Linked DNA regions of Homo sapiens: region 1 is linked to region 2. A link is an interaction called in ENCODE POLR2A ChIA-PET data of the cell type or tissue named here. Cell type or tissue: B cell. All regions are shown on one strand. Each heading gives the region's core, and the rest is flanking DNA. Links, peaks and the distances in the headings are about the cores only. Region 1 overlaps AMN (amnion associated transmembrane protein). Region 2 holds the start of LOC124903426 (small nucleolar RNA U13).

Region 1 (15,901 bases), core at 7,902-15,901, 140 kb before region 2:
GTCCCTGGTGCCGCAGCACCGTCACCGCGCGCTCTGCTTCTGCAGGAGCGGTTCTCAACGTGCCGGACACCTCCGACAACAGCAAGAAGCAGATGCTGCGCACCAGGAGCAAAAGGCGGTTCGTCTTCAAGGTCCCAGAGGAAGAGAGACTGCAGCAGAGGCGGTAGGAGCGGGGCCTCACGGGGCCTGCTGGGCCTCGCTCTAGGGAGGGGGCCAAGAGGATTCTCACGTATCCATGAATCTCAAAAGTGTGTCCTTTCCCCAGAGAGATGCTTAGAGACCCAGAATTGAGATCCAAAATGATATCCAACCCAACCAACTTCAACCACGTGGCCCACATGGGCCCAGGCGACGGCATGCAGGTGCTCATGGACCTGCCTCTGGTGCGTGCACGGCCGGGATAGGGCGGGCAGGGCACCCCATCTCCTCCTCCCCGCTCAGGCAGCCATGCTGGCTGAGACTGTCCCAAAGGCAGTGCCTGCGAGGCTGGCGCTGTGCTCTGACCTGGCGCTCCTGTCACACAAGCCCGTCTCCGCTGAAGCTCTGTTCACGAGCACTTACCCTGTCACAAGGCCTTGTGCACAGGCCTCGGGCCGCCCTGGGCAGTGATGCTGCAGGTACTTGTGAGAGTCCACCACGTTTCGGCCTGTGAGGGCTTCCTAAGGACGTTTGCCATGAGGTGGTGATTTCTCAGTAACACCTTCGTACCAACAGATAGCATACTTTCTCTTTTTTACTTAAGAAGTATGTTTTTGGCTGGGCGTGGTGGCTCATGCCTGTAATCCCAGCACTTTGGGAGGCCGAGGCGGGCGGATCACGAGGTCAGGAGATCGAGACCATCCTGGCTAACACGGTGAAACCCTGTCTCTACTAAAAATACAAAAAGAAATTAGCTGGGTGTGGCGGCAGGTGCCTGTAGTCCCAGCTACTGGGGAGGCTGAGGCAGGAGAATGGCATGAACCCGGGAGGCGGAGCTTGCAGTGAGCCGAGATTGCACCACTGCACTCCAGCCTGGGTGACAGAGCAAGACTCCGTCTCAAAAAAAAAAAAAATTATGTATTTTAGGCTGGGTGTGGTGGCTCATGCCTCTTAATTCCAGCACTTTGGGAGGCCACAGTGAGTGGATCACCTGAGGTCAGGAGTTTGAGACCAGCCTGGCCAACATGGAGAAACCCTGTCTCTACTAAACTACAAAAATAAGCTGGGTGTGATGGTGGGCATCTGTAATCCCACCTACTCAGGAGGCTGAGGCAGGAGAATTGCTTGAACCCAGGAGGCAGAGGTTGCAGTGAGCCGAGATCACGTCATTGCACTCCAGCCTGGGGGACAGAGCAAGACTCAGTCTCAAACAAACAAACAAAAAAAGTACGCTTTTTATAGGATTTGACCTGCCCTGAAGTTGCTATTGCCAGTTCTTAGTTCCAGACTGTCCAGAACCCTTGTCCAATCCAGAGAGCCCTCTTGGCCCCCATTTTGCTCATCAAGGTCACGAGGCCACAGCCACCGTAGGTTGCACAAACTTCGCAGCCGGCCCTGCCGGGTGTCAACCAAGCATGCTCACGTGTTGCTATTTCTGCCCAGAGTGCTGTGCCCCCCTCCCAGGAGGAAAGGCCGGGCCCCGCTCCCACCAACCTGGCTCGCCAGCCTCCATCCAGGAACAAGCCCTACATCTCGTGGCCCTCATCAGGTACAGGGGAAGCCTGGCCCCCGCAGCCCTGGGGGAGGTGGGGGGTAGGGGGTGCTGGAATGGGGAGACCCCAGGCATTTGATTCCGTTCTTGACTTTCTCCCTAAGAGGAAAGCTGTCCTTGTTCTGTAGGTGGATCGGAGCCTAGCGTGACTGTGCCTCTGAGAAGTATGTCTGATCCAGACCAGGACTTTGACAAAGAGGTGAGACTTGCCCAGGTCCAGTGCTGAGGCTATGAGCCACCACTGCAGGAGGAAAAGCAGCCCGAAGATCTGGGGCCCTGGGTGGTGTCACAGCCCTTTTGGAGCACCCCACTTGCGGTGTGAGGGTGACGGGGGCAGGGGTCGGGGTGGCTGTCCCCTCCCCCAGGAGGCTCGTGCAGCAATCTCTTGGTCAGACCCCAAGCTCCTTTGGGAACGCTGACTAGGGACAGGGCTGTCACACTGCCCCAGGAGGAATGGAAGCTTTCCCGCCAACCTGCCTCTTTCCTCTGGACTCCCTGTGTTGTTTTATGTACTTCAATGTGATACATCAGCAGTCTCTTTGGTCTGGGCTGACCTTCCACATTGGTTGGTCTGTCTGCCCCTCCCTTGGGATGGCGCTTGGTGTCAGAGTGTGGGGACCACCTCCAGGACAAGCGCCACTGTTGTGCGCAGCTCAGCCACACTGCTCTGGCCTCAGTTTCCCCTGTGCGGAATGGGGATGAGAATGCAGTCGAGGGAGGCGAGGAGCTGCAGTGCTGAGGGCTGAGGAGTGAGCTGAGGGCTTAGCCCCCGGCGCCATCCTTGGAGGGAGGGAGGGAGGGATGCAGGCGGAGGGGCCATGCTCATCTCTCCACCACACATCTCAGCCCCAGCACTGAGATGTTTTAACATCAGCTGCCGAACGGACGGGCAGATGCCTTGCACATGTTGCTGGTTCTGCCAAGGTCAGCGTCTCTTCCTCTGGAAGTCCTTTGTCTTCTCCATCCTTTGTCCATCCTACTGTTCCACCCTTTATTCTGCAGCAGGCCCCCAGCCTGTCTTTGTCTGGTGGGACAGTCACATTTTTGTAGCAAGCACTGCTGTTACTTTACAGAACGCTCCTGAGTTTGAGTTTGTCCGCTGTTTCCTGGTCATGGGATTTGAAGTGTGTCTTAGGCTGTCACATTATACAGAGGACATGGTGTCCCTCTTAGGGTACTGTGTCCTGAGGCAGCCAGTGCCTGTCTCGTCTGCATGACCTTGTTTGTTCTTTTAAATTTAAGTGAAATTCACAAAACAACAATTTTTTTGTTTTTTTTATTTTCATAATAATATAGAGGCAGGGTCTCACTTTGTTGCCCAGGCTGGTCTCCCAACTCCTGGGCTCAAGCTGTCCTCCTACCTTGGCCTCCCAAAGTGCTCAGATTACAGGCGTGAGCCAGCACACCGGGCCCAAAATAACTACTTTAAAGTTACTTTAAACTACTCAGTGACATTTGGTACATCCACAGAGATGCAGTCACCACCTCTTTCTCATTCAGAAACATTTCCACTCTAGCTGGGCACCACGGTTCACGTGTGTAGTACCAGCTACTAGTGAAGCTGAGGTGGAAGGATGGCCTGAGGAGTTCAAGGCCAGCCTGGGCAGTGTAGTGAGATCTTGTCTCTAAAACATAATAAAAAAGACATTTTCATCATTTCAAAATAAACCCCCTGCCCTTTAAGCACTCTCTCCCCGTCCCTCCCTCCCCTCAGCACCTGGGCAGCCAGTAGTTTCCTGTGATTTCCCTGTCTGGACATTTCGTGGAAATGGAATGCCCAGCCTCTCGTATGGCAGTGTGTTTGACCTTTTGTGCCTAGCTCTCACCTGGCATACTGTTTTGTGGCTCACCCCCGTTGTGTAGCATGCATCAGTGCTGGCGTTTCTATTGCTAAATAATATTCTCTTGTATGGCTAGACCACGGTTTGTTTTCCCATTCTTCCCCTGAGGCACATTTGGGCTGTTTCTGTCCTTCAGCTGTTGTGAGTGGTGCTGCTGTGAACACGTGTGTGCACATATGTGTTTGAGTGCCTGTTTTCACATTCGGGTTTATGCCTGTGAGTGGGATTGCTGGATTTATGTGGTAATTCTATGTTTAACTTTTTGAGGAACCACCAAATTGTTTTCTGCAGCAGTTGTACCATTCTATATTCCACCAGCAATGTGAGGGTTCTCATATCTCGACATCCTCACCAATACTTGTTCTTGTTTTTCTTCTTTTTAATAGTCGTCCTGGTGGCTATGAAGTAGTACCTGATTGTGGTTTTGATTTGCATTCTCTAAAGACTTATGTTTAGCATCTTTTCATATGCTTGTTGGCCATTTCCGTACCTTCTTTAGAGAAATGTCTACTCAAGGCCTTTACCCATTTTTGAAATGGGTGGTTTGTCCTTTTGTGGCTGGGTTGTAGGAGCTCCTGGCATGTTCTGAGTACCAGGCTCTTGTGAGAGATGTGATGTGCAGATGTCTTCTCTTGTTCTATGGGTTGTCGTTATTTACATTCCTCATAATTAATGTCTTTTTTTTTTTTTTTTTTTTGAGACAGAGTGCAGTGGCACGATCTTGGCTCACTGCAACCTTTGTTTCCTGGGATCAAGTGATTCTCATGCCTCAGACTCCCAAGTAGCTGGGACTACAGGTGCCCGCCACCATACCTGGCTGATTTTTGTATTTTTAGTAGAGGCGGGGTTTCACCATGTTGGCCAGACTGGTCTCAAACTCCTGACCTCAAGTGATCTGCCCGCCTTGGCCTCCCAAAGTGCTGGGATTACAGGCGTGAGGCACTATACCCGGCCTAGTACAGCCATCTTAACAATATTTTTACTCCACGAACATGAGATGTGTTCCATTTATTTAAGCTATTTTTTCAGCAATGTTTTGTAATTTATAGTGTACACATTTTTCCCTTCTCTGGTTAAACTATTCCTAGCTATTCTTTTGGATGCTGTTGTAAATTGAATTTTTTTTTTCAGTTTCCTTTTCAGTGTGTTCATTTCTGGTGTATAGAAACACAACTGACTTGTGTGTGTTGATCTTATACCCTATAACTTTGCTGAGCTTATTAGTTTTTTGTGGATTCTTTTCTTTGGGATTTTCTACGTGTATAATCATGTCATCTGCAAAGAGAGATAGCTTTACTTCCTTCCTAACTTGGAATCCTTTTCATTTCTGTTTCTTCCCTGATCGCTCTGCCTAGAACCTCTAGCCCCATGTTGAATAGCAGTGGTGAAAGCAGGCATCCTTGCCTTGTTGCTGATCTTTTTTCTTTTTTTCTTTTTTTTTTTTTTTTGAGACAGAGTCTCACTCTACATGTAGCCCAGGCTGGAATGCAGTGATGCGATCTCGGCTCACTGCAAGCTCCGCCTCCTGGGTTCACGCCATTCTCCTGCCTCAGCCTCCCGAGTAGCTGGGACTACAGGTGCCCACCACCATGCCAGGCTAATTTTTTTTTGTATTTTTAGCAGAGACAGGGTTTCACTGTGTTAGGATGGTCTCAATCTCCTGACCTCATGATCTGCCCACCTTGGCCTCCCAAAGTGCTGGGATTACAGGTGTGAGCCACCGCACCCGGCCCGTGGCTGATCTTAGGGGAAAATTTTGTCTCTCACCATTGGGTATGGTTAGCTGTTTTATTTTGTTGAGGAGGTTCCCCTCTATTCCTAGTGCTTTTCTCAGGAAAGAGTGTCGCGTTTGTGACTTTGACTGCTTGGTTGCAGGTGCGCACCACTGTGCCCGGCTGATTTTTGTTTTTTTTGTTTTGTTTTGTTTTGTGACGGAGTCTCGCTCTGTCGCCCAGGCTGGAGTGCAGTGGTGCAGTCTCGGCTCACTGCAAGCTCCGCCTCCCGGGTTCACGCCATTCTCCTGCCTCAGCCTCCCCAGCAGTTGGGACTACAGGTGCATGCTGCCACGCCCGGCTAATTTTTTGTATTTTTAGTAGAGACGGGGTTTCACCATGTTAGCCAGGATGGTCCCAATCTCCTGACTTTGTGATCCGCCTGCCTTGGCCTCCCAAAGTGCTGGGATTACAGGCGTAAGCCACCACGCCCGGCCTGATTTTTGTGTTTTCAGTAGAGATGGGGTGTTACCACATTGGCCAGGCTGGTCTCAAACTCCTGACCTCAAGTGTGATCCACCCACCTTGGCCTCCCAAAGTGCTGGGATTACAGGCAGGAGCCACTGCGTCCGGCCCCATCTGATTTCTTCACTACAGAGTTGCTGTCTTTTGTAATGATAATTACCATGTTATTTTTGAGTGGGATTAGACATCAATTTGTGACTCTCACCAGCACGCCTAAGGGCCCCACGAATCGCTGGTGTAGAGCGTGTGTGTTTTCATAACATGAAGGGAGAAGAGCAGTTGCGACAGTTGTCCCTGAGCAAACATTTGCATCCAGCTGGGCACGCGTGCCTCCCCAGGCTAGGGCAGCGGGTGCTCACCCTGCCCTCTTCCTGTTCACAGCCTGATTCGGACTCCACCAAACACTCAACTCCATCGAATAGCTCCAACCCCAGCGGCCCACCGAGCCCCAACTCCCCCCACAGGAGCCAGCTCCCCCTCGAAGGCCTGGAGCAGCCGGCCTGTGACACCTGAAGCCGCCAGCTCGCCACAGGGGCCAGGGAGCTGGAGATGGCCTCCAGCGTCAGTGCCAAGACTGAGCGGGCCCTCCAGTGTTGTCCAAGGAAATGTAGAATCACTTTGTAGATATGGAGATGAAGAAGACAAATCTTTATTATAATATTGATCAGTTTTATGCCGCATTGTTCGTGGCAGTAGACCACATCTGTTCGTCTGCACAGCTGTGAGGCGATGCTGTTCCATCTGCACATGAAGGACCCCCATACAGCCTGTCTCCCACCCCTGACAACCCGAGAGGGCATATGGGGCCCTGCCAACACCACTTCCTCAGCAGAAACCCGTCATGACGCGGCTGCTTCGGAAGCAGACATCTGGGGACACAGCCTCAGTACCCAGTCTTTTCCCTAGTTCCTGAAACTTTCCTAGGACCTTAAGAGAATAGTAGGAGGTCCTATAGCATTCCCAGTGTCACTAGAATTTTGAAGACAGGAAAGTGGAGGTTAGTCTGTGGCCTTTTTTTCATTTAGCCATTGCACAGTCAGCTGCAGAAGTCCTGCTGACCACCTAGTCATGGACAAAGGCCCAGGACCAGTGACACCCTGCGTCCCTGTGTGCATTAAGTTCATTCTGGGTCGCAGCCATGAAGTGTCACCAGTATCTACTACTGTGAAGTCAGCTGTGCTGTTTTCCATTCGCTTCCACGGCTTCTGCCTCCTGCCATAAAACCAGCGAGTGTCGTGGTGCAGGCAGGCCCTGTGGCCTGCTGGGCTGAGGGAAGTCAGAGCCCCAGGGCGCCACGAAGCAGCCACTGGGATACCCCACCCCGCCCCGCCCTGCCCGCCCCCCCCCCCACCAGTCCTGCCCCCGCATGGAGCCCCCGTGATTAGTAGCCCGTATGATCACGTAGACCCACCCAACACACTCCTGCACACTGGCCCCGGCCCACGGCACAGCAATCCCCTGCGCGTGGATTTCACCTCACCCTTTGTACCAGATGTTGAGTGACCAGCTCTGTGGCCCTGTGTCGTCAGAGGCTTGTGATTAACTGTGGCGGCAGACACAGCTTGTCCACAGCTTGGGCCAGGCTTCCCCTGTCCTCCCACCGGTCGGCTGCTTGGCAAGGCTGTTCAGGACGTGCACTTCCCCAAGTCGGCACTGAGTGGCCCAGCACCGCCTAGCCCTGCCACCCCACTGCCCTCCTGGGCCTTCTGCTGGATGGGCACCTGGGGGGTTCTGGTTTTTACTTTTTTAATGTAAGTCTCAGTCTTTGTAATTAATTATTGAATTGTGAGAACATTTTTGAACAATTTACCTGTCAATAAAGCAGAAGACGGCAGTTTTAAAGTTCCCAGTGGTCCGTTTGGATGTGGTAACATGTCACCCGTGTGTCTGGGCCCCAGAAGTGCCTGAGCTCCAAAAGGCAGTGAAGGAGCCACCTTGCAGAAGATGCTATTCGCCAGCAGAAGCTATTCTGGGTAACTCACTCGGAGGTCACCCAAAAGGCTGCTGTTGGGGTGTTCAGCCTGAACAGAGGGCATCCTTGGGGCAGGAGTGAAGGGAGGAGGGCAGCGTGCCTGTGAGCCCCAGCCAGGCAGTGCCAGGGCCCCAGGAGCAGGCTGCCCGCGAGGGTCTGCCTGTCCACACCCATACACGCCAACCCTGCCAGCAGCCCCAAGGGACAGGATGGGGTAGGCCAGAGGCCCCAGGAAGAGGCAGGAGTTCTCGGGGAGGTCTGGGCCAGGGTGAGTGGTCCCTGGTTGAGGGAATGCTCGGAGTCAGTTTCCTGAGTTATGCAGGGAGTTGGCTTCTATTTGCCACTCACTGAGACCTAGTTGTCCTTGGTAGGACAAGGGCAGTGATGGCCCCTGCAGAAGAGTGCGGACCTGGGAGAAGACTGCAAGCCAGGGCAGGCAGCCCAGCACCCAGCGGGGGCACTTGGGACCTTGAGCTCTGTGCCAGGCAGCATGGCCTGGGCTGCTGCTGCAGCAGGCGGCTCCCCTGGAAGCCCAGAGCATCTCTCCTTCCACAGTCCACACCAGAGGCAGGTCCCTGCCAGCACAGTCCATCTGTGACGGGTGAGCAGTGGGTGGCAGGTGGTGTCTGGTCAGCTCAGGCTTGCTCTCCAGTTTGCACCTGACACTAAAGAAAATTGTGGCTAAAAAGTGCGTGTGGGAGTATCGGCCACTTCTTTTAAAAATGCGAGATGGTAGCTGTTGGAGCACACACGTGAACTGTGGCGGTCACTCAACGGGACACTGCACAGCACTGAGAGTGACTCATTCCAACCACAACACAGCCGCACCTCGAAGCACGGGGCCCTGATCTGGGTTACAGCACGTGTCCTGGTGGCTAAGCTGGGCCCCTGGGCAGAAGATTCCAAATGGGGGCCAGGCCATGACTGGGGATGCCGGTGACATCTCCAGCCCCAGATGCTGGTTTCACAGAAGTGGTCACTGCCACAGTTGCAGCTGCACACACAGGGCTGGACCCTTGTCTGTGTCGGTGCAGTGGCGCACGCTTGCACATGGGTGACCCCATATGATCTGCCTTCGCACCCAGCAGCTTGGTACCAGGAGGGATGCCCACCCCTTTTCCGTCCGCCCCACCAGGCACGGCCTTTGGCTCCGTCCACCCCTTGCCTCTCTCCCGCCCCTCCCTCCAGCTCCTCACCCTCCCCTCACCGGAAGGCGGGGGAAGCCCCACTCCTAGTTCTGGGTTCAACTTCGCAGATCCCAGCCTCTGGCCGCCCAGGTGACGACCAGCGCTGCCTCCAGCAGTGGCCAGCTAGACCCCTCCCATGTCCCCCAGTGCGAATGCGGCGCAAGGCTGGGCTCCTAGTCCTCATGGGCGGGGCCGGTGGCGGCATAGCCAGGCTGACAGCAGGTGCAGGAAACACCTTTACTGAGTAAGGCCACCCTGTCCTTGGCCCCCGGAGGAGGGGGAAAGGAAGGGGAGGTTTGGGGGCTGGACGAGGAGGTGGCTAGCCCCCAGTTCGACTGGGGCCAGAGCGGGTGGAGAGCCCCAAGGTCGACGGTCAGGCGGCCGCTCAGGCCTCGGCCTCGGCCCCGGCGAACAGAGGGTTGACGAAGTAACTGTGGCTGGTGCTGTCTGCGGCCGCCTTCGGAACCAGGCTGAGCCGCCGCGGCAGGGGCTGCGGGGTGACAGGGTCAGGCGGCGGTCGGCGCCGAGTCCCGGCCCCGAGGAGGCCCCGGTCCCCCCTCCAGCCCCCTCACCAGCTCCTCGGAGGCCGTCACGTCGAACACCGGGTTGCGGAAGCCGAGGGGCGCTCCAGCCGGGGCCGCCGCCTCGTGCCTCCTCCACCTGAGGGCGTAGCGGGGACGCAGCGTGAGCCCCTCGGAGCAACCCCCAGCCCCACCTCCGCGCCCCCGCCCCGCGTACCTGAGCCTCCCCGCGCGGCGCAGCAGCGGCGGCGCCACCAGCAGGACCAGCAGCGCCAGCAGCACGGCAGCCGCCACGCCGCCCGCCAGCCCAGCCGCGGAGCTGCCCCAGACGTGTGCGCCCGACTCCCGCATGGTCGCCTCCAGGACGCCGAGGGCCTCGCCTGCGACGGAGGGGCCGGCTCAGTCTTCCCCGCGGCGGGGCGAGGCGCGGCGGGGCGGGATGGGGCGGGCGCGGTTACCGTTCTCGGCGACGTCCGCCAGGAGGGCCCGGGCCAGCCGCCCCGCTCCGCCTGTCTCGGGCCCATTCTCCACCAGCACCACCTGGATCTCCGTATCGGCCTCACGGAGCCGGGACGAGCGTGGCACCTTGGACACGGCCACCTGCAGCCCGTGGTACTGAGGCTGGGGAGGGGGACGGGGTTGGTTTGACTCAGCCCCCCGCCCTCCCCGAGCCTATGGGGACGCTAAGGGCAGAGGCAGATAGTGGGCAAGTGAGCAGCCGCAGGGACCCTGCAGAAGGGGCGTCCTAGGCGGAGGCGGTAGGGCTGGGGTCGGGACTCCCCTCAGCTGCCCGCGCGGCCCCATTACCAGACCCAGGAAGGTGTCCAGTATCCGCGCCCGGTACCGCTCCAGGTCAAATGCGGGGCCGTGGGTCAGCAACACAACGGCTCCTGCGGCGGGAGGGCAGGGGTCAGCGCCGTGGATCCGGGCCCGGCAGGAAACTGAGGCGGGGGACGAACCTGGTCCTCCAGGCCTTCCCAGCAAGCAGGGCCCGGCGGGGGCGCTTACCACAGAGGTCACAGCACTGCCCCTGGGGCCGGAGGGCGCTGTGGCAGGCGGCCTGGGGGCAGCGGCCGCCCAGGGGCTGGAGCAGGGCCGCGCAGATCCACGGCTGCGCCTGGTGCGAGGGGCGGTGGTCAGCGCGGAGGGCCAGAGCGGACCGCAGCGAGAAGGGCGATGCCTCCGAGAAGCAAGCCGGCGAGAGACCGTGGGAGCGCAGCGGCCCTGTCCCGGGCACAGTCCCGACCCTCGCGCGGCCCCCGCGACTCCACTGCGGCCTCGCTCACCTCCGCGTTGCCGCAGACGCAGCCCGACGGGTCCGCGCAGTCCTCGGGGCCCACGCTCAGCGCGCCCGGCCCGTGGAAGCGTAGGCGGCCCGCGCGGGACGCCAGGAAAACAGCCAGGTCCTCGTCGCGCGTGAACGTCTGCGGGCAGCCGGGTCCCCACCGGAGCCAGCCCGAGGAAGAGACTTCACCTGAGTGCTCAGACCCAACGTGTGCAGACCAGGAGGGGCGGGGTCGGGCCGAGGTGGGGAGAGGGGACCCGAGCCTCCCTCCCCTCAGTGCTCACCCGGCCCAGAGCCGAGATGCTGCGGACACGCACGGGGCTAGCGCCAGGGCCGAGCCCCACGCGGAAGGAGGCACTAGGCGGAAAGAAGACGTCGTCGTGGCGGCAGGGCACGCGCTCGGCGTCCACGAAGAAGAGGCCAGGTGCCTCGTCCCCAGAGCGCCACAGGTGCGGGTCATGCCAGGAGAAGCGGTCAGAGTCGCGGAAGACGGCAGGTTCGCCTGAGCCGGAGCACATCCCTGAGCTCCACGGAACAAGCGCCGCGCCACACCACGCCACGCCACGCCACGCCACGCGTCTGAGCACGACCTCCCAAGCCCCGCTTCGGGACACTTCCGCCACTCCCTAAACCACGCCCCCGGAGGCGCCCTCCCTCCGGTCCTCGCCCCCCTCGACGCGCCTTCCCTCCAGTCCCCGCCCCTGAACATGCCTTTCCAGAGCCCCGCCCCTGCCCGACCGCCTCACCCGCGCCACAGTCCAGGTGCGAGCCCACGTCTGAGACGCCGAATCCGGCTCCTGAAGCCAGGACGAGTTCCCCATCCAGCGGCAGGAGCTGCAAGAGACACGGGCTGAGGCGGCGCCACGCGGGGGTCCGGGCCTGCTCCGCGCCCACCCCGCCCCCAGTCCCCTGGGACGAGAAGCCGAGACCCTGTGCACGGAAGGAGCCCGGGCGAGCTCAGGCCCGGGGTCCTCGGCCTGGCTGAGGCTGGCAGAGGAAGCGGATCTGGCCTGGGAAAGATGGGGCCGCGTGGGCAAGGCCCCGAAGCGGGCACAGCCCAGTGTCCTGTCCCTGAGCTGGAGGTCTCACAGGCCAGGGGCAGAGCCGGAGCCGGGGAGCGAGACGGAGCCGTGGGGAGTCTGGGGCGGAGGTGACTCTGGCCAGGGCCTGTCGCCTCCCCCCGTAGCCCCTTGAGAACGTGCACAGGCCCAGGGCTCCCAGGTTCCAGGAACTAAAGTTTCGAAAGTTGCCCGGCTCCTGGGGAGTCTGAGGCCGCGCTCTTGGTGTGTGAGGGAGGGAGGGAGAGGCTGCATCTGGCGGCCAGGGGTGCAGGAGGAGGCAGGGAGTGTAGCGGGGAGGTGGAGTTGCCCCTGCTGTTTCCTATAGGCTTGGGCTGGGCCGTGCAGCTCCCGCACCACAGAAGTGGGGCCACAGCCCAAGTCTCGGGTGTCAGCAGAAATACGGGGGGTCTGACTGGCCGCCCCTCACTCCCCCTCTCCTCCAAGTGCCAGGACCTCAGCCTCCTGCCTTCTTGCTTCTGCACTTCTCCCTCAGGGGCTGAGGGTGAGCGCTGGGCCAGGGCAACCCTTGCTGCCAGGTTGTGAGGGGCTCAGCACAGCAGGGCGCGCCCACCCGAGGCAGGACCCACTCTTCGGCCCTTCCAGGAGCACTGCACCTGAGCAAGAGGCCAACACCCCCAGCGACGTGAGGTCACACTTCAGTTCCGTGCACACCTGAGGGTGTGGCACTGCCAGCAGGGCAAGTCCCCCCACAGGTGCAGAGGTGGAGCCGTGGGGACGGAATGTGTCATAGCTCAAAGCGCCTCAGGAACAGGGAGGGGTTCCCAGGAGGAAGCATACCAAGAACACCGTTTTTTAAAGAACGAAGGGGAAAAATAGAAACGTAACATAATAGTTGAACAGACGAGCACAGTAGGTAAGGCCAGGAGTTTGAGATCAGCCTGGTGAGAAACATAGTGAGACTCCATCTCTACAAAAAATTTAAAAATAAAAAGAGGATATAATTTTTAAATATAGGGCAACATTTATAATAGAAACCAAACTTAAGGCCAGGAGCGGTGGCTCATGCCTGTAATCCCAACACTTTGGAAGGCCGAAGCGGGCATATCACTCGAGCCCAGGAGTTCAAGACCAGCCTGGCCAACATAGTGAGACCCCCATCTCTACAAAAACTACAAAAATTAGCCGGGCGTGGTGGCACAAGCCTGTAGTCCCAGCTACTCGGGAGGCTGAGGTGGGAGGATTGTTTGCGCCCAGGGAGGTCAAGGCTGCAGTGAGCCGTGATCACGCCATTGCACTCCAGCCTGGGCAACAGAGTGAGACCCTGTCTCAAAAAAACAAACTTAACAAAGTATTGATGAATTAACCAATACAATATAAGACCTCTACAGGGAAAACTTTAAGATGCTAAAGAGGCCATGGATGACCTGAAATATTTAGAGAGAGTCCGTCCATGCTCTTGAATGGATGGCTTGACAGCATAAGGCTGTTATTTATCCCAATCAAAATTCCTGTAGTCTCAGCTACTTGGGAGGCTCAGGCAGGAGAATCGCTTGAGCCCGGGAGGCAGAGGTTGCACTGAGCCGAGATCACACCACTGCACTCCAGCCTGGGTGGCAGAGCAAGACTCCATCTCAAAAAAAAAAAAAAAAAAAATCCAGGGTTTTTTTGGTGGTGGTGGTGGTAGTTGTTACCTGGCAAACCTATTCTACAATTTATCTGCAACAATGAGATCCACAAAGAACCTTGGAGCAGGAGTGAAGGGGATGGATATTAAGCCATCCTGCAGAGCCACTGTGTGGATAGTGTAGGGTCGGCAAAGCGGCCTGTGGACTTGAAGACAAGGCTCAGAGAGACCCACAACACCCAGGCACACGACGGATTCCAGCAGTGCTAGAACAAAAGGGCAAGGCGGAGGATGCTGGAAGCTGGGTTCACTCTAAGGAGAGAAACACAGCAGGAGCCCTCGCTGGTGCACGTGCCCCATAGGTACACAGTCCATTACCATTGTGACTGAGGAGCAGACGCGATTCTCAAACGAAACAGAAAAAACACAGTTCTAAGGTAAGGCGTTTTGCATTAGGTCGATTAAAATGAAGGTTTCTGTTCAGCACAGGACACTGCAGGCAAGTCCACAGTGAGCAGACTTGCAAAGCCTCCAGCCAAGGCAGGGGGATGGGTGAAAGACAGGAGACTCCCCCAACAAGAAAGCAGGCAAAAGGTAGAAATGGGAGGAAGGGCAAGGAAAAGGAAAATCGCAGGGAGGGACGCTCCCAACCACAGAATTACAAAGTAAGGCACTGATGTGCACGGCCTGTTACTCGGGCCTCATCTAGGCAGATGGATGAAGCTGGGAGCCAGGGGTGTGGAGGGCAACATAGCCGACGCGGGCAGGGGATGGGGGTGCTTGGGCGGCTCTGGGTGAATTCGGCCTCTGCAGGCTGGGACCCTGGGGCCACTGTCCCCTGCCCCTGCGCTGTTCCCACCGGCCAATGGATGATCAATGAATGAATTATTGAATAGATGAATGAATGGAGTATTGCCTCCTTTCAGAGCCCAAGTGCTTCCAAAGGAGATCATGAAAGTAAGGAGGCCGGCAGGGGAGGGGAGTAGGGGGAAATCCATGCCCTGGAACCCCCAGCCCAGCCTGACTCCTCTGCCCACAGGTCCCCCATCAGCTCCCAGTGCCCCCCTCACTCGGGCTGCCTGGTTGCCAAGGTTATGCGTGGGTTCTGGGGGCCGGGCCACAAGGGGCAACCGCCTCCCTCTCCCTGCCCTCCTCCTGTTTCCCGGGTGGGAGCGTCGCCATCTTGCTGTGGGTGCCCTCCCCAGTGTGTGGCAGCTTTTGGGTTAAGGCAGCTTTGGAAAACCTGAAGGAAGGAACCAAGCGGCCCTGGGGTGGAAATGAGGCCCAGGGTCCCTGACCCCGCATGGGGCAGGAATGGGCCAGGCCAAGCCCATTGAGCCATCCTCCCCACCCGCACACGCGGGGGCCCCAGGCCTGGACCCCACATCTGGAGCCGACACCCCGACCCAGCTCACCAGTGACCCTCACTCAGGAGTGACTGAGCTGGCAGGTGTGCAGGTGACAGGATGAGGACGCAGCCCAGGAGTGGCTGTGAAGGGGCTGGAAGGAAGCTTTTGCCCAGAGGCTTGGCCTGCAGGCCCCACAGTCACCCTGGAAGCTGGTGGGCTGCCGATGCAATGGGACAGTGGCCACCGAGGATACTCAACCAAGCGGGCAGGCTGTGTGCCAGTGAAGCTGTATTTACTGTCGCTGAGGTGTGAATGTCATATATTTTTCAAGTGCCACAAAAGATTGTTCTTTTTTTCCCCAACGATTACAAAGTGTAAAAACCGTTCCTTGCTCCACCCGTAGGGGCTGCATTTGGCCTGTAGCTTGCGGAACTCCACCTTAAACAAGGAAATTAGCTTCTTTCTCTGGGGCCTTATCAGAGCCTTTAATACGTGATGAAGCTCCAGGAAAGTGCAGGCTGCAGCATTTCCCAAACTTACCTACTCATGGAACCCGCTTTCCTCCCAGTTCCCATCATGTTCTTGGAGTGTTGTGTGAAGCAGTTTGAGAAAAAGGTCCCCTAGGGCAGCAGTCCCCAACCTTTTTGGCACCAGGGACCAGTTTTGTGGAAGACAGTTCTTCCATGGACTGATGGGAGTGGGGAAGGTTTCAGGATTAAGCTGTCCCATCTCAGATGTCAGCCACTTAAGGAGTGCACACCCACCCAGGCCCCTCGCTGGCGCAGTGACAATAGGGGTCCCTAGGAGAATCTGATCTGATCTGAAGGGAGGCAGAGCCAGGCAGGAGTGGGCTCGCCTCTTCCTGGGCGGCCACTTCCTAACAGGCCAGGGACCCGGATGGTGGGTAGAGGGGGGGGTGTTGGGGACACTTTCCCTAGTGTTCTAAAGATGGAGCTTTAGGCACCAGGACAAGGCAAGGCTTTGGGGGAAGGGCATGGAGCAGGCGCTTCCTGGGAAGACCACCCACTGCTGGGCATCACAAGGGCTGTGGGGACAGGGGTGCCTCCCATCCCTCCCAGGACACAGCCTGGCTGGGACCATGGGACCAAGCTCCCCTAGGTTCCCCCCCACTCCCTGCCTCCTAGAATATTCTCCAGAGGCCAAAGTCCCAGT
Region 2 (16,112 bases), core at 5,488-13,487:
CACTTGAACCCAGGAAATCGAGGCTGCAGTGAGCTGTGATTGTACTACTGCACCTCAGCCTGGGTGACAGAGTGAGACACTGTCTCAAAACAAACAAACAAAAATAGCTGCATTTGTTGGGTGCCTGCTAACTGCCAAGAGTTTTCTACACATACCAACACACTAACATGGCATATACTGACCCACCTATAAGCTGGGTATCTATAGCACCACAATCCTTATCCAAAACCGAGGCCAGATGTGTTTCAGAGTTCAGAATTTTTTGAATTTTAGAAAGGAAATATTGTACGCATATTTTATATATTATATATTATATAACACTCCAGGGAAGTCTGAGGCAGTAACCATAAGAAAACACATTAATTCACCGGGTGTGGTGGCTCTTGACTGTAATCCCAGCACTTTGGGAGGCCGAGGTGGGAGGATCACTTGAGTCTAGGAGTCTGAGACTAGCCTAGGTAACAAAGTGAGAAGACACGGAGTCTCGTTCTGTCGCCCAGGCGGGAGTGCCGTGGCGCGATCTCCGCTCACTGCAAGCTCCGCCTTCCGGGTTTACGCCATTCTCCTGCCTCAGCCTCCCGAGTAGCTGGGACTACAGGCGCCCGCCACTGCGCCCGGCTAATTTTTTGTATTTTTAGTAGAGACGGGGTTTCACCGTGGTCTCGATCTCCTGACCTCGTGATCCGCCCGCCTTGGCCTCCCAAAGTGCTGGGATTACAGGTGTGAGCCACCGCGCCCGGCCAGAACCCTTTCTTTACAAAATTTAAATTAAAAAATCAGCTGGGTGTGGCGGCACAAGCCTGTAGTCCTCGCTACTTGAGAGGCTGAGGTGGGAAGATCTCTTGAGATCAGAAGTTCAAGGCTGCAGAGAGCTTTGATCACACCACTGATTCTAGCCTGGGCAACAGAGCAAGAGTCTTCTCAAAAAAAAAAAAAAAAAAAAGGAAAAGAACAGGAAACATGTTAATTAACCATCTGTGGTAAAATAATGAAATATTCATATTAAGTGGAATAGAGATTATAAATAGCCTCACATAAGTTCAGGCCAAGTGGCACCAAATCTATGAAAAAACATTCCATTTTCAGAGGCTCTGGGGTTTCAGCACTGTGGCTGAGGAACTGGGGCCTGCACCATCGCACTCACTTTATGTGCTACGGTCCTGGTTCAGAAAGGCCAAATAACTTGGTCAAGTTCATGCAGCTGGGAAAGAAGAGAGGCAAGGTATGAACCCCGACTCTCTCACCCAAAGCCTGCACGGTGCTTCTCACACTTAAATGAACGCAATGATCACCTAACAGCCTCTCTGAGAGCTGACTGTGAGTCGGCAGGTCTGAGGCAGGGCCTGGGAAACTGCATTCCTAAAGCACTGGGGCTCCTGGAGGGAATGTGCTGCTTCCACTGGACCAGAGGCTCCCAGTCCAGCAGGGCATCAGCACTCCCAGGAGTTCTTTAAAAATTCCCTCTAAATCTGAATTTCCAGGGTCTTAACTGATAGAAATTGTATGGGTGGGGGCCTCAGTTTTTGTGGTCATTTCTAATAGCCCATTAAGAGAAATAAATCACTAATAAAGTAGGGCTCTGAGAAGGCAGCCCGCAAGCCCAGTCAGGAGTTCCCCTTGGAGTCCCTACTTTCCATCAAAGGAGTCTAGGAAGATTCCAGCAATGACCACAAAATGTTATTAAATTCCTCAGAGACAACATACCCCAGCCATCCCAGGTTCTGGGGATCACAGCATTTTTCACCCTCCCTTGGAATCAACAAAATCCTACACATACCACACTAAAGGCCAAGTTCTAGAGGACAACCACAAACAAATGTGAAAACTATTGCTGCCTGGCAGCTGACAGAAGGAAATACTTAGCAGAAGACTATGAGAAAAGAAGTGCTTGGCCAAGAGCAGTGGCTCAGCCTGTAATTCCAGCACTTGAGATGCCAAGGCACGCAGGTCCTTTGAGGGCAAGAGTTCAAGACCAGCCTGACCAACATGGTGAAACCCCATCTCTACTAAAAATACAAAAATTAGCCAGGTATGGTGGCATGTGCCTGTAGTCCCAGCTACACAGGAGGCTGGGGCAGAAGAACTGCCTGAATCTGGGAGACGGAGGTTGCAGCGAGCAGAGATCGCACCATTGCACTCCAGCCTGGGCGACAGAGTGAAACTCCGTCTCAAAAAAACAAACAACAACAACAACAAAAACAAGTAAAGAAGTGCTAACACTTGGGCTAGGCTACACTGTGGGAATGAATTCATGAACTGAATGGAATCTGCACATACTTAATCAAACTGTGTATTCTGAATTATGCTCACGAGATGCTAAGATGGAAAAGAACATGAGTGGTAGTGCAGCTGGTTCCTCCCGCTGTGTCAACTCTCTGCAGGTCCTCTGATGTCTGCTAAGCTCCTCCCAAATGTACCCATCATGAGAAAGACTCTGAGCAGGACTTCCACAGCACTAATCTCCCCCCAATGCCACCAGACTCTTAATTCTGCTTTCAGTAGTCCAAATCAGCCACTGCTTCTCACACCCAGTCTCAGGTCACTTCTGATATGACATGTATGTACCCCAGCCTGGTCACCACCCTAATGCTGGTTCTCTGCAGAAGCTCATTTGGTTAAATTCCTCATGTAAACTGAACAAGAGTCCTATTCTGACCTCGGTATTAGCTTTTGATAATTACTAATCCTGTAATTTGTCCTTTTTTTGTTCTATTGCCTCCTTCATAAAGTGTCACGTTCCAGACTGAAACTGGCAGTCTGAATTTCCTGAGAACACAGAATGCCTCATGGAGCATTTTTATGCATTTACCTAGCACTGTAACAGCAGGACTGGCACCCATGAAGTGCTTTACAAAGGTCTGCTGAGGCCGGGTACAGTGGTCATGCCTATAATCCCGGCCATTTGGGAGGCCGAATCAGGAGGATCACCTGAACCTAGGAATTTGAGACCAGCCTGGGCAACATAGAGGCCCCATCTCTACAAAAAAAATTTTGTTTTTGAGACAGGGTCTCGCTCTGTCGCCCAGACTGGAGTGCAGTGGTGCGATCTCAGCTCACCACAACCTCTGCCTCCCAGATTCAAGCTGTCCTCCTACCTCAGCCTCCTGAGGAGCTGGAACTAATGGCACACGCCACCACACCTGGCTAGTTTTTATATTTGTTTTATAGAGATGAGGTCTCCATAAAGCCCAGGCTGGTCTCAAACTCCTGAACTCAAGCAATCTGCTCACCTTTGCCTCCCAAAGTGCTGGGATTGCAGGTGTGAGCTACCGTACCTGGCCCAAAAAATGTTGGAAACTTAGAAAGTGAGGATCACTTGAGACTGAGAGGTCGAGGCTACAGTGAGCTGTGATCGCACCACTGCACTCCAACCTGGGCAACAGAGCAAGACCCAGTCTCAAAAAAAAAAAAAGGGTTTTCTGAACTAAGCTAGATTTGGTCAGTGCTCACTTAAATGTTTTAAATGTTGTTTTTCTTTACATGAAAATACACTGAGTACCTAAGCTTAGTCAGGCACACAGTAGTTAATACATGCTGAACTGGTGAATGTGTGGTGGACATATCCTGTCCTCTCTTTCCCGACTAAGAAATACGAGTGCCTAGGCTGGGCGTGGTGGCTCACACCTGTAATCCCAGCACTCTGAGAGGCCGAGGCAGGTAGATCACCTGAGGTCAGGAGTTGGAGACCAGCCTGACCAACATGGTGAAACCCTGTCTCTACTAAAAATACAAACTTAGCCAGGCGTGGTGGTGCAAACCTGTAATCCCAGCTACTCGGGAAGCTGAGGCGGGAGAATCGCTTGAACCTGGGTGGCGGAGGTTGCGGTGAGCCAAGATCACGCCACTGCACCTCCAGCCTGGGTGACAAGAGCAAAACTACATCTCAAAAAAAAAAAAAAGAAAGAAAAAGAAATACAAGTGCCTTCAACCTTAAATACCATTTTTCATTTTTATGGATTTTTAAAAACTGATTATTTTATTTTCACAGCAACTATAATCTCCATATGCCATGCAAGGAGACAAGGCTTTCAAAGAGATTCAATGATTTGCCTAAGGTCACAAAGACAGATGGGGACTAGACCACTGGTCTCTAACTCCTCCTGCAATCTTGTCCTTCCACTGCGGGGTTTCTGCAGGAGGGACGCCACTATCTCCTCCTCCTCCTCCTCTTCCTCCTGCCTCTGGCTTACCAACAGATAATCTCTACGCTTCCCACCATTCTTTACAATCCAGAAACATTTACATTAGTAGTGTTACACGTAAAAGAGCAGAATGTCAAAGCTTGATGAGACCTCATCATATATAGAATTGGGGACTCTATGAAGACGCCTCTCAGACCAATTTTTTCAGGTTGAACTACACATTACATGTTTCACTCCAAGCCTGAGTGACTAAAATACAAAGCAGTTCCTAAGAAGCTTAAGACAATATAAAAAGGGGTAACTATATTGATTCATCTTAACACAAGACAATATCTATTTTCTAAGATGCAGAACACAGAGAGGAGACAGGCCAAGGGCACGTTTTCAACTGTGTGAATGATGCTGCCCCCTGGCCCTTGCCCTCCCGCCTTGCCTACTACCCTCTGTAGGCCTCAAGACTCATTACCCTTCTTTGGCCCCTATGCTGGTCACCCCCAGGCCACAGCCACTACATTCTGACAGAAAGAATCCTGAAGGCAATGGGGAATGAGAAAGTACGTAGTGCCTAAGGAAGCAAGCCCAAAGGCTCACGAGAGCAATGATTCTGTCCCTTATGCTATCTCACAGGCCAACACACTTTTGGAATTCAAAAGGACAGAATGAGGAACAGGTACCCTTATTCAAAATATATACATAACATTTTACCTTCGTAAGAGACTTCAGACCATGCAGACCAGAGGTCTTGGCCTCAGGAATCACGGTAGAAGCAGAGGCACTCAGGCCTCTGCAATTCCATGCAGCAGCCAGTCATTCCGGGGCATCGACCAGGGGCTGTTTGGGGAAAAACTCTCTCAACCTGTGTTTTTCCCCTGCTCTCACAACCTGACAACAATCGCCAATGCAGAAGAATTGCGTGAACAAAGCTGTTGGCGGTTCAGTCGCCAAGGCTGTCCACCCCCCATCCCCACTTCAGACACTAGTCGCAAGTCCAGGCCTCTAGAACTTCTGACCCACCAGCTTCAAGTTGGGGTTCCCACAAGCCCTCTTTGGATTCGATTAATTTGCCAGAGTGGCTCACAGGACTCAGGGAAATATGTACTTACAGTTACCGGTATATCGTAGAGGATACTGCAGAAGACACAGATGAAGGGACGCAAAGGGCGAGGTATGAGGCCAGGCGGGAGCCTCCATGCCCTCCCTCGGGCCATCCTCAGAAACCTCCACGTGTTCCGCCATTTGGAAGCTCTTGAACGCTGTCCTTGAGTGTTTGTTTGTTTGTTTTTGAGACAGTCTTGCTGTGTCACCCAGGTGGGAATGCAATGGTGCAACTCGGCTCACTGCAACCTCCACCTCCCGGGTTCAAGCAATTCTCCTGCCTCAGCCTCCCAAGTAGCTGGGATTACAGGCACCCGACACCACACCCGGCTAATTTTTGTATTTTTAGTAGAGATGGGGTTTCACCATGTTGACCAGGCTGGTCTCAAACTCCTGACCTCAGGTGATCCGCCCGCCTCAGCCTCCCAAAGTGCTGGGATTACAGGCGTGAGCAACCATGCCCGGCCTGTCCTTGAGTTTTTATGGTGGCTTCATTACACAGGCATGACTTACAATCATCTAGAAATGTTTCTGGACAAAAAACCATGATCTAAACCCAGCAAGGCCTGTCTGTTCGGACTTATCTTGGCCTCTCTGTGCAGCATTCCTGCCTCTAGGGAATGAGGCAGGGCCCTCTCTGGAATAAGGGTCTTCTGACTCACAGTCAGATTAGAGTCCTGCCTTGGGCAGCTGAAAGGAGGCAAGACACCCAACATTACAACAAAAGACTGTAACAAGGGCTATGGGACTTATGAGTCAGAAACAATGGATGAAAACTATGCACACACACACACACACACACATATATACATATCATGCATACATATCATGTATATATGTGTGTGTATATATATAACACCACAGTAGCTCACTCTCCTCATTCATGCCTATGTTGCACAGAAGTTCAGGTGTCTAGGAAAGACTTACTTGGGAACAAAGGGAGGTTATGCTTGGGAAACACAGGATTAGGTGGCTTTCCAGCCAGGGTTGTTGGGGTTCTCCATAGAGGTACAAGCAAGGGGCACTCATGGAACACAGGCAGACATAGCTCTTCCCTCATTAATCCCAAAACACTGGGGCACCACTGGAGCCAAAGACAGAGATTTCCTGTTTCATTATTTAAAACCACTCCCTCACTTCTCTGTGACCTCATCATGTTTGCTCGGCTCAGTGTTGCAACAATCAGCTGAGACAGGCTGGGGAGGCAGGGTTTCTATGTGAGAGCACATCCATACACACCTCTGCACACACTGTCAAATTATACCACACTTTTATATATAAACAGCCAGAACTGTCTCTAGGGGATTTACTAGAATGATCTAGAGTAAAGGAAAGGAACTTTAGGATATATAGGCTTACTTATATTTTCTCAATGAAGCTTTTTTTAAGAACAGAGAGAAATATTAAAACCCCACAATATTATTTAAAATAAAAGGGAAGGTTTCAACAAATTTTTAAAATGAACTAGTAATAGGAAGAAAAAACGTATGGACCCAAAGCTGTACTTGAAAAACTTGACAAACACATGATCAAGGATGGCTGCTGATAAGACATACATTTTATAGAGGTAATTATTTTATGAATAGGTATACTCCAAAAGTTTTTTAGAAATTATTGATTCAGAACACAGAATGTACTCACTGAAAATGAGTAACACACAACAGTTGGCATTTCCATTTTAATCCACAACAGTTTTCAAATGGGTATCTAACATATATTACTGAGAGCACTATGGAATCTAGCCACCATGCGTATACCAGATCAAGGACAGTCACAAATTCTTCGACCCTCCTTTCATCAAGAGTTAGGGTCCATGTCCCCTCTCCTCAAATATAGGAGGACTCTGTGTCTTTTTAGAACATGGCAGGAATAATGCTACACTGATATCCAAGCCCAGGCTTAAGATACTGGCAGCTCCAGACTGGGCACAGTAGCTCACGCCTGTAATCCCAACACTTTGGGAGGCCAAGGTGGGAGGATCGTTTGAACCCAGGAGTTCAAGACCAGCCTGGGCAACGTAGTTAAGACCTTGTCTCTACAAAAAGTTAAAAACTAAGAAATTAGCCATGCAAGGTGGCATGCACCTGTAGTCCCAGCTGCTTGGGAGGCTGGGCTGGGAGGATCACTTCTGCCCAGGCGTTTGAGGCTGCAGTGAGCTATGATGGTACCACTGTACTCAGCCTGGGCAAAAGAGTGAGACTCTATCTCAAAAGAAAAAAAAGAAGAAAGAGAGAGAGAGACTGGCAGCTTCCACTTCCTCTCCTAGAACACTCACTCTAAGAGTTCTGAGTTGTCATGTAAGAAGCACAACCACCTTAGGAGAAAGGCCATCTGCAGAGGACCTGAGAGCACAAGGAGAGGGAGGATCCCCTGAGCCTGGCCTTCCAACCATCCAAGCATGTGTGTACGGCCCTCTTGGACCCTCATGACTGGACCAGCCAACAGATGAATACCAATAAATTACCTCCATCAAGGCCACATGGAGCAGAAGAATCACCCAGCTGAGCCCTGCTTGATCAGCCCACAGAACCATGAGATGTAGTAGTAGATTACTGTTTTAAATCACTGATGTTTAGGGTGGTTTCTTATTCAGCAACCATTATCCGGAACAATCTGTGGCTTTTTCATGAAATGAAGGAAGCACATCTCTTTCCTGTCCTGGCATCAGGAATAGAGTTCCCTTCCCTGATCCTGCACTGGTGGTGTGCTATCAGCCATGATTTTCCCCAGCTGTAAGCCATTAAGTGCAACTCCTATGCTTACAGCTGGCACTACAACATGAATGTGTCTGTGTTGAGAAGAGGGGAAGTACATGGTACAATCATCATCATCCCAGCCAGAGATGTTAGGGTTGTCTGCTTGGAAACCCTCTTAGAATTTTCTCAATTAGGAGAGGGCAGGTTTCAAAATTCTGAAGAAACATGATGCACAGTCAAAATACAACTGGGGGCTGGGAGCAGTGGCTCACACCTGTAATCCCAGCACTTTGGGAGGCTGAGGCAAGAGGATCACTTGAGGCCTGGAGTCGAAGACCAGCCTGGGCAACACAGTGAGACCTCATCTGTACAAAAAAAATGAACAAAACTTGCTGGGTGTGGTGGCAAGTGCCTGTAGTACCAGCTACTCAGGCAGCTGGGTGGGAGGACCACTTGAGCACAGGAGGCCAAGGCTGCAGTGAGCCAAGATCGTACCACTACACTCCAACCTGGGCAACAGAGTAAGACCCTGTCTCAAAAAAAGATTGGTTCCCAGATACCGAAGTCAAAAATATCACAAGGAAAGAAAACTACAGGCAGGGTGCAGTGGCTCATGCCTGTAAATCCCAGCATTTTGGGAGGCCAAGGCAGGTGGATCACATGAGACCACGTGTTCGAGACCAGCCTGGCCAACATGGCAAAACCCTGTCGCTACTAAAAATACAAAAATTAGCCAGGCATGATGGTGCATGCCTGTAATCCCAGCTACTGGGGAGGCTGAGGTTGCAGTGACCCGAGATCGCACCACTGCACTCCAGCCTGGGTGACAAAGGAAGACTTTGTCTCAAAAATGAAAAAAAAAAGAAAACTACAGACTAATATTCCTAATGAACATAGACACAAAAATCTTCAACAAAATAGTAGCAAACTCAATCTAACAACACATTAAAAGGATTATATACCATGACAAAGTGAGATTTATCCCAGGAATGCAAGGGTGATTCAACATACAAAACAAAATCAATACAATACACTACATTACTAGAACAATGAAAAAAATATGATCATCTCAGAAGATGCACAAAAAGCATTTGACAAAACTCAACAACCTTCCATTAAAAAAAAAAAGTCAGTGGCCAGGCACAGTGGTTCACACCTGTAATCCCAGCATTTTGGGAGTCTGAGGCAGGAGGTCTGCTTGAGGCCAGGAGTTTGAGATCAGCCTAGGCAACACAGCAAGACCCCATCACTAAAAAAAAAAAAAAAAAAAAAATCAATTAACTGGGCATATTGGTGCACACCTGTAATCCCAGCTACCTGGGAGGCTAAGGCAGGAGAACTGCTCAAGGTGAGGAATTTGAGACCAACCTGGGCAACACAGCAAGACCCTGTCTCCACAAAAATTAAAAAATTAGCAGGGTGTGGCAGCTTGCACCTATAGTAGTCCCAGCTACCGGGGAGGCTAAAGAAGGAGCACTGCTTGAGCCTGGGAGTTCAAGACTGCAGTGAGCTATGATCACATCACTGTACTCCAGCCTGGGCAAAAGAGTGAGACCTGGTCTGATAAAAAAAAAAAAAAAAAAAAAAAAAAAGTCCAGGCACAGTGGCTCGCACCTGTAATCCCAGCACTTTGGGAGGCCAAGGTGGGCTGACTGCTCAGGAGTTTGGGACTAGCCTGGGCAACATGGCGAAACCCATCTCTACCAAAAATAAAAAATAAAAAAAAACAGCAGGGCATTGTGGCATGTGCCTTTGGTCCCACCTACTCAGGAGGCTGAGGTGAGAGGATCGCTTGAGCCTGGGAGGCAGAGGTTGAAGTCAGCCATGATTGCACTACTGCACTCCAGCATGGGTGACAGAGCAAGACCCTGTGTCAAAAACAAAAAAAAAAAGGAAAGAAAGAAAACACAGCTAACTTCATAATCAATGGTGAAAAGCTTCCCCTAAGATCAGGAACAATATGAGGATGCTCACTTTCATCACTCCTATTCAAAATTTTACTAAATGTCTTAGCCAGAGCAATTAGGCAAGAAAAAGAAATAAAAGGCATTCAAATTAGAAAGAAGAGGTAAATTATATATGCAGGTGACATGATTCTGTATAAAGAAATCCCACAGAACCCACAAAATAACTACTAGAGGTAATAAATTCAACAAGGTTGTAGGGCATAAGACCAACATACAAAAATCAGTTGTTTCTATATACCAGCAATGAGCAATACAAAAAGAAAGGTAAGAAAATAATTTCATTTACAATAGAACCCACAAAAATAAAGCACCCAGAAATAAATTTATCCAAAGAGATGAATGATTTGTACACTAACACTACAAAATATTGCTTAAAGAAATTAAAGGAGACATAATTGAATGAAAAGACATCCCAAGTTCAGCTGGGCGCGGTGGCTCATACCTGTAATCCCAGCACTTTGGGAGGCCGAGGTGGGTGGATCACGAGATCAGGAGATTGAAACCATCCTGGCTAACACAGTTAAACCCCGTCTCTACAAAAAATACAAAAAATTAGCCAGGCATGGTGGCAGGTGCCTGTAGTCCCAGCTACTCGGGAGGCTGAGGCAGGAGAATGGCATGAACCCGGGAGGCGGAGGTTGCAGTGAGCCGAGACTGTGCCACTACACTCCAGCCTGGGGAACAGAGCGAGACTCCCTCTCGAAAAAAAAAAAAAAAAGAAAAGAAAAGACATCTCACGTTCATGGATTGGAGGACAATACTGTTAAGATTGCAACCCCCCAAAGCAATCTACAGAATCAATCCCCTCCCTATTAAAATTCCAATGACCTTTTTTGCAGAAATGAAAAAGGTGATATTCAAATTCATATAAAGTTGCAACTGGCCCCAAATAGTCAAAACAATATAGAAAATGAAAAAGTTGGGAGACTCATACTTCCCAAACTTACTACTTCAAAACTTACTACAAAGCTTCAGTAATCAAAACAGTGTGTGATATGGTTTGGCTGTGTCCCCATCCAAATCTCATATTGAATTGTAGCTCATATAATCCCCACATGTTATGGGAAGGAACCCAGGGGGAGGTAACTGAATCGTGGGGGTGCTGTTCTCATGATAGTAAGTCTCACAAGATCTGATGGTTTTATAAAGCACAGTTCCCCTGCACAGACTCTCTTGCCTGCTGCCATGTGAGACATACCTTTCCTCCTTCTTTGCCTTTCACCATGATTGTGAGGCCTCCCCAGCCATGTGAAACAATGAGTCCATTAAACCTCTTTTTCTTTATAAATTACCCTGTCTCAGGTATGTCTTTATTAGCAGCATGAGAACAGACTAATATAGTGTGGTACTGATGTAACAGACTTACAGAGCAACAGAATAGAACTGAGAGTCCAGAAATAAATGCAAACATCTATGGCCAATTTATTTTTAACAAGGGTGCCAAGACGATTCAATAGGGAAAGAATAGTGTTTTCAATAAATGGTGCTGGGAAAACTAAATAAGAACATACAAAGAATGAATTGGGACTCCTATCTCATTCCATATACAAGAATTAACTGAAATGGATCAAAAACCTAAAGGTAAAAACTAAAACAATAAAACTCAGAAGAGGCTGAGTGCAGTGGCTCACACCTATAATCCCAACACTTTGGGAGGCTGAGGTGGGTGGATCACTTGAGGCCAGGGGTTCTAGACCAGCCTGTGCAACATGGCAAAACCCCATCTCTACTAAAAATACAAAAATTAGCCAGGCATGGTGGCGTGTGCCTGTAGTCCCAGTTACTCAGGAGACTGAGGCATGAGAATTGCTGGAACCCAGGAGGCGGAGATTGCAGTGAGCCAAGATCATGCCACTGCACCACTGCACTCCAGCCTGGGCAACAGAAGGAGACTCGGTCTCAAAAAAAAGAAGAAAAAAAAAAAGTTTAACATTCAGAATATATAAAGAACTCAACAAACATTGTCTTCCCTCCAAAAATACACAAATGGCCAAGAGTCACATGAAAAGACATTCAATATCTTTGCTCATCAAGAAAATACAAACCCAAACCACGAGATACCACTTTAACTAGAATAGCTTTAAACAAAAATATATACATACATATACACATACCACACACACACACACACACACACACACACATATATCCTTTTGTAGTTCATAAGTGTGATTGGGTATTCAAATGAAGGTGTGAGAGGTGCCACTCTGAAACCTTGTTATGACGTCGGCACATTACCCATATGACATGAAAAAGAAACAAAACAAAAAAAATAAATTTAGCAAAGATGTCCTGAAATTGGAACACTGCTGGTGGGAATAAGTTAAACACGATATTACCGTATGACCAGCAATTCCACTCCTAGGTATATACCCAAGTGAAATAAAAACATACCTACACAGAAACTTGTACACAAATGTTTATAGCAGCATTATTCTTAATAGTCAGTGAAAATAATCCAAATGCCCATGAACAAATGAATAGACAGATTGTGGCATGTATGTACATACAATGGATTATGATTCAGCAATAAAAAGGAACAAATACTGGCACATGCTACAATTTGGATGTACCTCAAAAACATCATGCTAAGTGAAAGCAGCCAGATACAAAAAACAAGTTATATGATTCCTAGATGCTATATCTAAAATAGGCAAATCCACAGAGACCAAAAGCAGATTAGAGGTTATCAAGGGATGGGAGGATTGGGGAATGGGAGTGATTACTTAATGGGTAAAGGGGGATGAAAAGTTGTTTTTCTTTTTTAAGAGATAGGTTCTCCATCTGTCCTTCAGGCTGGAGTGCAGTGGTGTGATCATAGGTCACTGCAGCCTCGAATTCCTGGGCTCAAGCGATCCTCCTGCCTCAGCCTCTGGAGTAGGTGGGACTACATACAGGCTCAAGCCACTGTGCCCAGTTTTGTTTTGTTTTGTTTTGTTTTGAGATGGAGTCTTGCTCTGTCTCCCAGACTGGAGTGCAGTGGCGTGATCTCAGCTCACTGCAACTTTTGCCTCCTGGGCTCAAGTGATTCTCCTGCCTCAGCCTCCTGAGTAGCTGGGACTAGAGGCATGCGCCACCACGCCCAGCTAATTTTTCTATTTTTAGTAGAGACGGGGTTTCACCATGTTGGCCAGGATGGTCTTGATCTCTTGACCTCATGATCCGCCCGCCTCAGCCTCCCAAAGTGCTGGGATTACAGGCGTGAGACACCACACCCAACCAAGCTAATTCTTTATTTTTGTTGAGATGGAGTCTTCCTCTGTTGCCCAGGCTGGTCTCAAACTACTGGACTCAAGTGATCCTCCCACCCCAGCCTCCCAAAATGCTGAAATTACAGGTGCGGGCTACCATGCCTGGCCTGATTTTTAAACTAGAGAGAGCTGGTGGTTGCAGAACATTGTGAATACACTAAATACGGCTGAGCTGCACACTTAAAATGCTTAATTGTATGTTATGTGAATTTTGCCTCAATAAAACATTGGGCTATAATATACTGGTTCATTTATGCAAATACTTGAGAACCTACCATATGCCAGGCACACTCCTAGTACACAGGTTAAGGTAATAGAAATACATTCTCTGCAGGCCGGGTGTGGGGGCTCACACCTGTAATCCCAGCACTTTGGGAGGCTGAGGCGGGCAGATCCCTTGAGCACAGGAGTTCGAGACCAGCCTGGTCAACAATGGTGAAACCCTGTCTCTACTAAAAAAATACAAAAATTAGCCAGGTGGGGTGGTGCATACCTGTAATCCCAGCTACTCGGGAGGCTGAGGCATGAGAATGGCTTGAACCTGGGACGCATAGGTTGCAGTGAGCCAAGATCACACCACTGCACTCCAGCCTGGGTGACTGGGAGACTCCATCTCAAAAAAAAAAAAAAGAAAAAGGAAAGGAAAACCATTTTCTGCTATGGAAAAAAAAAAAAAGCAAGGCAAGTGACCACAGCAACAGCATGGGCTGTTTAATTAGGGTGTTCAGAAGACCCCTTTGAAGAGGTAAAATGTGAACAGAGGCCTGAATAAATCGAAGTGTTGTTGTTGTTTTTGTTGTTGTTTGAGACAGTCTCACTGTCACCCAGGCTGCAGTGCAGTAGCGCCATCTCGGCTCACTGCAACCTCCACCTCCCGAATTCAAGCGATTCTCCTGCCTCAGCCTCCCAGGTTGCTGGGACTACAGGCATGTGCCACCACACCCAGCTAATTTTTTTTTTTTTTTTTTGGTTTAGTAGAGATGGGGTTTTACCATGTTGGCCAGGCTGGTCTCGAACTCCTGACCTCAAGTGATTCGCCCACCTCAGCCACCCAAAGTGTTGGGATTACAGGCGTGAGCCACCACGCCCAGCCCAAATTGAAGAATATTATTATTGCTAAATAACAGAAAAAAAAGTGCTAAAATACGAATTTAAATATATAAAAATTCATATGTTAAAATTGCTTTTTAAAAAGGGAGATATCTATAGATGTTCCTTTTGTGCAAATATACTGTGATTTCAGTTTCTAGACATTTTACCCTTTTTATAAATAATTTATTTGCAGTCCAATAATGTCCTTCTACTCCCACCGGTATTTCTTCCAGGGACAGGCCATACTTCCAAGACAGCCTGTCATCCACATTGCTAATAAGTCATTCCCTTTATCAAACCACTCAGGAAAGGAAAGGGGAAGAGAAATGATCACTTCTGAAATATTAGGTTCTTATATTCTCTCACATGCTCTGATTTTTCTTGTTCTTGTTTTGAGACAGGATCTCACTGAGTCACCCAGGCTAAAGTGCGGAAGTATGGTGACACAGTAACACCTCACTGTAGCCTCGACCTCCTGGGCTCAAGCACTCCTCCCGCATCAGCCTCCTGAGTAGTTAGATGGGACTACAGGAGCACGCCACCAGACCCAGCTAATTTTTAAATTTTTTGTAGAGACAAGGTCTTATAACACTATGTTGCCCAGGTTGGTTGAGAACTCCTGGATTCAAGCGATCCCCCCGCCTCATCCTCTCAAAGTGCTGGGACTATAGGTATGAGCCACTGCACCTGGCACAGGCTCGTTTTTTTTTTAGACAGTTTTACTCTTGTTGCCCAGGGTGGAGTGCAATGGCACGATCTTGGCTCACTGCAACCTCTGCCTCCCGGGTTCAAGCAATTATCCTGCTTCAACATCCCAAGTAGCTGGAATTACAGGCATGTGCCACCACGCCCGGCTAATTTTGTATTTTTAGGTGAGATGGGTTTTCACTATGCTGTTCAGGCTGGTCTCGAACTCATGACCTCAGGTGATCCACCCACCTCGGCTTCCCAATGTGCTGGGATTACAAGCATGAACCTCCGCACCCAGCCCAGGCTCACTTTTAAGTCTCACAATTACTTTTTTATTATGGTAAATTACACATAAAATTTATCATTGTAATCATTTTAAGTGTATAGTCCAGTGGTATTAAATACATTCATAATGTTGTGCGACCATCACCACCATCCATCTCCAGAGGGAGAATTTAGGTTTCAGAGGCTTTTCCACGTGACTGTGAACTCTACAGTTACCTTTGCATAGATGAGAAAACTGAGGCTTAGAAAGGAAGAGTAATTTAACAGCATAGTTAGCTGAAGGACAGACCAGAATTCAAAGCAGGTCTAATTCCTTCCATACATAAACTGATCTCCTTTTTACTGTGTACATCATAGACCAGACTGCAGAAATAGAAAGAATGAAGTGAGCCAACCCTTGAGAAGCTTGTCGTCTCAACCCTAGAGACCTATCCCAGATGCACAGAAATATCCTTCAACCTGGAGAAGGCAGGGAAGGCTCTCACGCCACCACCTCCACCCAACAAGGGCCAACTTAGGTCTAAGAACAAAGAAATCTACCCTCTGTCATCCCAAGGACCTGACCTAGTGGCCTCAGTGTCTGGCTGCATTCCGTTATTCACAGCCCTTCCTGGAGCAGGTACAAATGGCCATGAAACAAGCCCCTACATCTCTGCTCAGCCACCACTGACCCCTCCTGGTTGCACGTTCAAAACCTTGACAGTGGTTCTCACAGAAGAGCTAAAGTATTCTCCAAAATAGCCAAACATCATTTCCCTGCTAACAGTGGTAAGGGCTTCCATGCCTTTAACTCATATTTCCACAGGCAATCTGCAGTTATAATTAAATTCAAGATGAATAGGTACTAGCCTGCAACCATTATGCTCTCTGCAGAGTGACCAGGCCTTGGGGACT

The links. ChIA-PET counts read pairs that join two places held together with the same protein. Peaks named below come from ENCODE experiments on the same cell type or tissue, not always from the same donor. Only the 100,000 strongest peaks of a DNase experiment are listed, where the experiment ranks them.
Region 1: POLR2A ChIA-PET joins it to region 2 with 10 read pairs; 4 of 35 experiments call an interaction of 5 or more read pairs at or near these places.

What each region holds. Positions count from the first base shown.
Region 1 is chr14:102,924,092-102,939,992 of GRCh38, reverse strand. It overlaps AMN (amnion associated transmembrane protein), which reads right to left. Exons shown (of 12, transcript NM_030943.4): 4 at 11,480-11,567; 5 at 11,018-11,235; 6 at 10,735-10,872; 7 at 10,457-10,565; 8 at 10,256-10,338; 9 at 9,907-10,069; 10 at 9,666-9,828; 11 at 9,500-9,587; 12 at 9,151-9,417. The coding sequence ends at 9,313. It overlaps CDC42BPB (CDC42 binding protein kinase beta), which reads left to right. Exons shown (of 37, transcript NM_006035.4): 33 at 46-163; 34 at 266-383; 35 at 1,582-1,687; 36 at 1,819-1,889; 37 at 6,150-7,613. The coding sequence ends at 6,281. Among named protein-coding and RNA genes, the nearest start is that of AMN, 9.4 kb to the right of the region's middle. RefSeq lists silencers at 9,716-9,975, 11,505-11,694, 15,545-15,743. In B cell, for the core only: no CTCF peak of the experiment used is centred there; DNase peaks (open chromatin) are centred at 10,152, 10,562 and 11,382; H3K4me3 peaks cover 2,821 bases; H3K27me3 peaks cover 4,495 bases.
Region 2 is chr14:102,785,527-102,801,638 of GRCh38, reverse strand. All of the region lies in intron 1 of TRAF3 (TNF receptor associated factor 3), which reads right to left. It overlaps LOC124903426 (small nucleolar RNA U13), which reads left to right and starts at 12,048; the gene lies at 12,048-12,148. RefSeq lists enhancers at 2,772-2,821, 11,102-11,171. In B cell, for the core only: no CTCF peak of the experiment used is centred there; a DNase peak (open chromatin) is centred at 6,378; H3K27ac peaks cover 4,155 bases.